Linked DNA regions of Homo sapiens: region 1 is linked to region 2. A link is a contact called in ENCODE Hi-C or POLR2A ChIA-PET data. All regions are on one chromosome and are shown on one strand. Each heading gives the region's core, a stretch centred on a gene start or an enhancer-like site at or near the end of the contact. The rest is flanking DNA. Distances are from core to core; before and after follow the strand shown.

Region 1 (4,059 bases), core at 874-3,373, 58 kb after region 2:
AAAAGTTTGCTGCAGCGCAAAGAATATTTAAAACATGGCTGAAGATCAGGCTACAAAGGTGGATGGGAGCAGCACAGGCCAAGCTGGGGTCCACACTGGGCAGGAAGGAGACTATTACACTGCCACATTGATGATTCCACAGGGCCATGCACAGCAGCCTGGCAAAAAAGGAGGGCAAAAACGTTGTCCCCCCTTTACAACACAAGGGAAGCCATCCGAATGATGTGGCTTGCCTGCAGTCCCAGAGCAGATGATGCCAGAGGTGGAATTTGACCACTGGTTTCCCAACCCCTAAGAGGCACATTTTCCTTATTGTATATATATATTGTATATTGTACATACAATTGTTATATACAATCATAGTGGGATGACTATTCCATGGATGCTCCTCACAAATCTACTACATAAGTAAATTGCATCTCTACTAAAAGGCACACATTAGATGTCATCCTTGAATTTTATAGCCAAACAGCACTGACATCTCAACACCACTGGAGATCCTTTACAGACTTATTAAGTAAAGATTTGATGGTAACAGAAACAAATTAATTAACAAAAGGCATGGAGAAGTGAGATTTATTTCCTCAAATTGATATCCGAGAAAATTTGCTCCCAGAATCAACTATGGATAATTCTGCCAAACAAATCAATCCTTTACAAACTAAAGCATGTTAATTAAGCAAGAGCACTTGGAGAGGCAATACACTGCACTAGGCATGTTTACAGAAGAATGAGGGATGCACAGAATTAACTGCTTGTTTGCTTTTCAATCTGCATCAGAAACCTAACTGGAGAAACCTAACCTAACACTGAAAGCAACCACAAGGAACCATCAAGAAAACAGACACAAGGCAAGGGTGCTCAGAGATCAAAATCTCTCTTCAAAATTGAAATGCTAATGTACTCCAGACTCGGAATTGCTGTACTAGAGAGGAAATTAATATCAAAGCTGGAACAGTATCTACTGTTCCACTCAGTAAGATGAAAACAATGGAGTTTGGCCAAACAGTACAAGGAAATATAGGAATCTGATACAACAGAGGAAATGAAGACAAATCTTGCAAAGAATTCAAAATGGAACAAAGTTGTGCAACTTACCCCTGTGCAAGTGGAACACTAGAGGGAGAACAAGTTTTGTGTTGAAAACTGTATGACCACAGCAGCCTCTCAGCTTAAAAGTCCATAGTCTTCAAACTCTCACCTTAGCTGCCCGCACAGCGAGCAGCAGGTAAAGGACCAGTGCAAAATAGAAAATCTGTAGAACAGCACAAATATAATTAGTGTAACCTATCACTTTTTGAAGGTAGGATTTTCTAAATAAAAGGCTTGGCTATGCTTTGGGCCAATGATATTTAAGAAAAGCAACCAAGAAATGAGGGCAGATTGTTTTCATCTCATTTTATTTCTAGACAGTTTAAAAGCCAAATGACACACATAGCACAAAATAAAATTCTTATACCTATCCTCATATCCTATTTTTGCTTCGGACCCAAATTCAGTCAGCCACCAACTCAGTTGCTCTTCCACATGGGCCACACATGCCCCTCTCCTCTGCTGTAGCAGGAAGACCACCCTTATCCATACCCCAAAAGGCTGTGCTGCCATTTTCTTATTCCTCTTCTCATTTCTGGTCTTCCTCCTCACTATATAAACATGCTGATTGAAGAGATCACAGTATCCAACTCCTGGAAGGAAACTTCAAAATAAAAAGCTAAGCTTGTTTTCCATACTCACCTCCAATAGAGCCTACTTTGAATCTTTCCAGTTCATCTTTTTTTTTTTTTCAGGCAGTCTCTGGTTTGTCTGTGTTTTTAATGATAATTCTACCCCTTCCTGTAGGGCTACGTGTCTCTCCACTACTACTAGTTGTTTGATTTGTCTGATTACTATCTTCAAATTCTTGGTCCCAAGTATTACAAAGTGTACCCTGGTAAATTTAAACAGAAGAGAGTTTCACCGAAGGGTCAGTGATAAATGGTAAGATTAGAGAAGCATGCTCCGGCAGGAGCCTGAAGAGGAGACACGCACAGGATTGGGCCACAGCACAGTCTGCTCAGGAACACGGACGCTCACGGCCACTCATCCAGCCTGTGCCCTTTGCAAAAGCCTCACAGTGAATAATCTCTAACTAGTTCAAAGTTCACATTCCCTGCATTAAGCTTCCAGTTGGCTGCATGGAGTCACAGATCCACATTCCAGCTACCAGGGAGCAGACAGAGGGACTATCCAGCTCTCTGTGGCCTCCTCAGAAAGAGGTAAGATCTGCCTCCCATGTGCCTTGGGATCCCCCCAAACATCACTGTCCACTCCTGATGCTTATTTCTTGAGAGAACAGACCATGAAATGAATAAACAACACTGATACAAGGATGCTATGACAGGGAGTGGGACTGCCAGTTCAATCAAAGGACTTGTTACCTCATTTTCAAGTGGCATGACTGCTTGGCAATTATTCCAGGTAATATGGAAAGGAGGCTGACATCTCAATACTGAGAGACAATGAAGACTGGCAGGGAGGGAACATCTTGGGAGCTAGAAGGCTGGCCTATGGTGAATAATCCTGGTGTCTGTTGGTTTACTCTTCACATACTCACTGTTCAGCTATTTTCTTGCTCTGTGTGTCCATATTTGTTTTAGATTCAAGTACCTAGAAGAGGATAATTTGTATTCTATGAAATTCTGCCTATAAGAAGCACACAGGAAATGTCGGGTAATTGCACAGGGTCTCTTTAAACTGCTTAGTACAAGATCCAGCAGAATGCTGTGCACATTAGGATTCTCAAAAATCATTCACTGATGACAAAAACTACAAGGTATATGATGAAAAGAGTAAAGAAGAAATAGAAAACCAAAACACAACCATACAACATGGGCTAAGACTTAAAATGTCAACTAATCTATATTCAACAAGAAGTTCTAAAGCATTTTCACATACTGGAAATATAAGCTTGTCATTTTGAAAAATAAAACACAATAAAAAGGAATACTGCACCCATAGAGATGTATGGGGTAGGCTTCCAGCATACACATGAACCATTACTTTACTGGTGCCAAAATGAAATAGGAGGAGATGGGTCAAAAGTGGAGAAGGGGGGAAAAGGTGAGTAAAGCCAAAAATCCAACAGTGTAGCAGGTCCCAAAATGAAATAATGTGTAGACAGCCAAAAAAAAAATAGAATTATAAATGAAGCCAACAGAAAATGGTATGACTCCACCAATAACATTAGCAAATACGGCCAAAACAAAATGATATGAACTAACACTAAACTGGCAGTTGAAAGAACAGTAAATTTAAGCATTTAAAACTTTTTAAAGGTGTTATGGCAAAGAAAGTCTGCAGTTACAGATAAACTCACTCTGTTGATTTAAACCTATTTATATTACATATAGTGAGTGAGAATGGAATTTGATACTTACTGATCTCTTACTACGTTGTGTTGACTTAACTTACCTCACTTAACACTCATACTCAACAACCCTACCATATAGGATGTACTGTGCTCATTTAGCTGATGGGCAAACTAAGGCTTCGAGAAAGAAAAGATTTCTCAAGATTATATAAGCAAGCTAATGATAGTAACTAGCACTCAAATCAAGATGTGTCTGCTTTCAAAGCTTATTTTCTTTCACTCTTAAAACACGCTGCTTCCTCTTAAAATGTAGAAAATAAATATATCTATACATATATATGTATAGATATACATATAATTCTGACTTTACTTTCAGTCAAAATGAAGAAAAATATCTACCTCTATACAATCAAAACAATACGGACACACATAGAAAAAGGAAACCCATATCCACCTCAATTTTTTTCTTTCACAAATGTAGAGATAACTTGCTGGCTCTCAATGGATGATTTACAAAACTACTAGTTTTTCCAAACAAACATGTTCAGTCAAATACATATGGCTAGAAAGAGACCTGTATCCCCTTCCAAACTGGTTTTGGTTCTCTACTAAACCAAAGGTTTGCAAGACTGCTCCTCCCCATCTCGTTCATCACATTACCAGAATCTGCCCCTCCCCCCAAATCATTAAACTCCTAAATAACTTTTTAT
Region 2 (4,278 bases), core at 1,597-4,096:
CCTCTATTTCTTTTCTTTTCTATATTTTTTTAAAGACAGGGCATCTATATATTAATATTATTATTGCCCGGCTAGAGCGCAGTGGCTATTCACAGGCATGCTCATTGCACACTACAGTCTCAAAATCCTGGCCTCGAGCGATCTTTCCACCTCAACCTACCTAGTAGCTGGGATTGCAGGCAAGGGCAATGATGCCCAGCTTAGGCCTTTATTTCTAACTGTGTAGTAGACATCTCTATGAGGAAAAATATACTATTAATAAGATAGAAACATGCCCCAAACCAAATGTATCACTTTATTCCACAATCAATTTTCCCACCTTCACAGAACTGCCCCCAAAGCGTCAAAGGTATGGTACAGATAGGTGTCACTGCTGCCGCACAGGAGGCCAATTACTAGGACAAAGAGTATTGCCAGGCTTTATTCGGGTACTGCGGCAGAGGAGAATGGGAGATCAGTCTCAAATCCATCTCCTAAGCCAACTAAAATTAAGGATTTACACAGCAGGAAAGAAACGTAATGACATGTGGGAAAACAAGACCAGGAAAGGGTAAGGAAGAGGAGTTAGCCAACAGGCAGTAGGTGGTGGGCTAGGCAATCATGTTGGGTGAGGGGTGTGGTGTCTCACTGTCCTGATGCTGTGATCTGGAAAGTTTCAGTTCCTTGATACTATCTGGGAGGACTGATGGTTGGTTTCCTGAAAAAGGAACTCAGATAAGATAAATGTAACTTTCTCAAGATTTAAGACTGGGAGGACTGATGATTGGTTTCCTGAAAAAGGAACTCAGATAAGATAAATGTAACTTTCTCAAGATTTAAGACTGGGAGGGTAAATTTCTGTACTTATTTAAAAGAAACCATAAACATCAGTTTTCTGGGACAATTCCGTCAGTTTCAAAACAGAAGTATAAAATGTGGATATTTCGCTAATGACTAAGACAAGTGTGGCAGACATGAGAAAAGACAAAAGAGGACAGGTTTGAGGGACATTCTAGAGGAGGAAAATCCAGGAACTGCTAACTTTCTGGATGAAGGGAAGGAAGAAGCAGCTGGGGCCACTCCCCAGTTTCTGGCTTAAGCAACTATTCAGATGGATGGTGGTGCTCAACACATATAAGAGCCCAACTGACTTCATTTGCTATTTATAGCATCACTATTATCCCTCTCCAGTGAATTAGGTGATGCAGGTTTCCCAGAACCTGTTTTCCATGACACCTGTCCTTTTGTCCGTTCAGGTGCCCACACCGAAACTGCATTTCCTCATTACCCCCTGTTGAAATATCATCCATTCTTCCAGGCCCATCTCAGAATCCTGCAGAAAGTGTTTCTTATTGCCCACAGTGGGATGTAATCTGTTCCTTTTTTATAATTTTACCCTGAGCCCTAAGCCATAATTTTACCGTGGTACTTATTTTACCACCTATGTGCTTAACGAGGTACACCCAGCCTGATACAGTGTGTACACACAGCAGGCCCCAGCAAGTTTGTTGCAGGAGGCTGCCAAGACCCTGGAAGAACGGGGATCCCCACAGCACAGGCAAACACCCCTCTCAGCACCCATCTCCCACAATCCCTATAGAAAAGTAGCTGAAAACAAGTATAACCTCACAAGTTGTATACCATCAGATGTCAAGCATGGAGATGTGTACACAACCACAAAGTGTTAAATATTTGAAGAAAATGAAGACCAAGAAAGAGAAGCAGCAAATATAACCAATAGTATAAGGAATGCTTTAGTAAATAAGTATTAAAGTGAAGAGGAGATTTTAAAAGGGGTCTGAAAATAGATAGACTACCATGTTAATAATAATTTTTTAAAGGTGATCTGAAATTTTTAGACAATTTTTAAATGAGGAAAAACAACATTTGGTCTAAACAGGAGAAAGGATACAGCTGAAGAATAAATTAGTAATCTAGAAGACAGAGCCAAAGAATTATCCCACAAGACAACTCATCTCCCATAGGGGGAAAAAAAGATGAAAAAATGTGAAAAAAAAAGTTAAGACAAGCAAGAACTTAGAAGTTTTAACATATGCCTAATATGAAAAAAAAATTAAGAAGAAATACTTAAAAGAATATAGAGAAATTAACAGACAAAACTAAAGAGATAAGAGAAGAAAAGTACCCAGAGTTGAAGGCACATATCCTCTCGGTCCAGAAGGCCCACGAAGTTCCAAGCAGGATGAATAGGAAGGGGGTCCACATCTGGATGATAAGTGCCCTGGAGCCAGGTCCTCTGTCTTCAATATTTGAGTATTTCTTACGTGGTTACCAAGAATGTTGCATTAAAGGATATTCAATAACTGAACTGCAGCATGGACGGAGAGCCCAGAAATAAATGATGCACTCTGTCTTTGAGAAATAGTCTTACTGGCTACCGGTTCCAAGCACTTGATCTTTGTCAATCTCAGCAATGATTCAGCTATTAAATTTCTCCTTGAGGTCCTAACACACTAACGTTAATCTACTGCACTGAGATCACAACACACTAATGTACATCTACTGTACCCTTACATTCACATTTTCTTTCCCTCTGCCATTCCCCTCACTCATTTATCCCTCGTACTTTCATTTCTATGGAAGAACATGGCACTGGCATATGTTTGTCTCTTACAGAACAAGAGAAAGAGACCCTCTAGAAAGGAAACATCACCAAAGTGGGCATAACCTGCACACAGGTAAGTCACAGGGGTAATTCGTCAGCATGATGTCTCATAGAGCTAGGTGGCTAAGGCACTGCTAGGTGCACATGAATAGCACAAAGAAGCCATGTCAGGTTTTAGACATACCCTGTTCTGTGCTTCTGTGCTTCGGTTCAACCTCAAACTGACAAGATCCACCCAGCACCTCTGCGCCACTGCTGCTCTGATGGCATCATTTCATGCCTCATTCATACACTGTGCAGTGGCACTTAATGTTCACTCTTCAAAGAGCTAGACCATCCAGACCCAATTTCTCCATCATAAGCCAGTGCACTTTGAACAAGTATTGCTGTCAAAGAAAAAAAAAAAAAAACTTTCCAAGTCTCAGTTTTCAACATTCACTGGTGAAGTTGGCAAGTAGATATTTTAAATTCCAGACTGATTACACAGCTCTCCTGTGCTGCTTTGTAGAGTTTTATTTTCACACACTGCCATGACAATCCATCATACTCTGTCCCCTAGGGAAGAGAAAGAGTCCATCTTTTTATAAATAGCTGCAGGAGATTCCTGGAGCAGCTCATGCCCCTCCTGTGCTTAAACCCATGGAGCTTAAGACCTAAGAGGCTCACTTTCCACTGCAAAATACCATTCACCATCAGTCCCACAAATGTGAATGGGGCTGCCTCCAGGTACCTCGACTAGAAAGAGAAAAGCAGCTTATAAAATATGCTCCTGCTTATGGAAGGAGAGAGATAAAAGGAAGAGCAACAGCAGTGCACAATGCACCTAAGAGAATCTATGGCCTCATCAAAACCGGTTTTTTAAAATGTCAGAAGTCACTTGAAAACCTGAAATAAGGAAAAAAGTAATACTTAAAGGAAGTGAATGATGGGCAGAGAAAAACTGGGAATTTGAGAAGTGTCAGTCACTCAGTAATGCCTACTTCATCCAATATTGTTATCACAGAGATAAAGTTGGTAATAACGCATCAAATTGAAAATGTGTTTAATTCATTTAAGGGGATTTAATTCATTTTTTCTTGATTAAGAATCAGTGCACAAGAGCCTTGATGGACATAACTATTATATAAAAGGTTTCAGAACCAGAGTTCAAATTCACTCCAATAACATATCCTGGAAAACTTTACATAAAGTAATTCTGGGTATTAATCTATCCAGTCTCTCAGGAAGAGGCTGCCATATATGTGCAAACACCACCCAAATGCCCAAACACTGGTTATATTAACCCTTTCAAGTGTTCAGAATATAGATTATAATTGCCCAACAACACTTCCCACATAAAGTTCCAAGGGATCTGCTTGACTTATATAACAGTGCCACAGAGAACCCAGCCCCATGTGTCACTCTCAGGAATACCAAAGAGCAGACAACAAATCCTCCCTCCCTTTGGCATCAAGACTTCAAGTCTTCAGCTGGGCACAGTAGCTCACGCCTGTAAACCCAACATGTTAGGAGGCTGAGATGGGAGAAATGCTTGAGCTTGGGAGTTTGGACCAGCTTAGGCAACATAGCAAGACTTTATCTCTACTAAAAATAAAAAAATAAAAAAATGAACTCGGCTTGGTGGTACATGCCAGTATTCCCAGATACTTGAGAGGCTGAGATGGGAGGACCAC

Evidence for each region. A loop is a pair of places that touch in the nucleus more often than their neighbours do. ChIA-PET counts read pairs that join two places held with the same protein, here RNA polymerase II (POLR2A).
Region 1: a loop to region 2 is called in a map of heart right ventricle, with 3 times the contacts of the local background. The contact joins two enhancer-like sites. A Hi-C loop is called at or near these places in 5 of 168 maps with a recorded cell type or tissue (GM12878, Right ventricle myocardium inferior, heart left ventricle and 1 more). POLR2A ChIA-PET finds 5 or more read pairs at or near these places in 2 of 52 experiments (OCI-LY7 and activated CD4-positive, alpha-beta T cell).

Annotation. Positions count from the first base shown.
Region 1 is chr18:7,752,960-7,757,018 of GRCh38, reverse strand. All of the region lies in intron 1 of PTPRM (protein tyrosine phosphatase receptor type M), which reads right to left. Among named protein-coding and RNA genes, the nearest start is that of PTPRM, 190 kb to the right of the region's middle. Within about 2 kb of position 2,123, at least 6 of the 41 ENCODE cell types and tissues checked have a DNase peak (open chromatin) inside an H3K27ac peak, as active enhancers do.
Region 2 is chr18:7,811,459-7,815,736 of GRCh38, reverse strand. The region is part of intron 2 of PTPRM (protein tyrosine phosphatase receptor type M); the gene reads right to left. Among named protein-coding and RNA genes, the nearest start is that of PTPRM, 250 kb to the right of the region's middle. Within about 2 kb of position 2,846, at least 2 of the 41 ENCODE cell types and tissues checked have a DNase peak (open chromatin) inside an H3K27ac peak, as active enhancers do.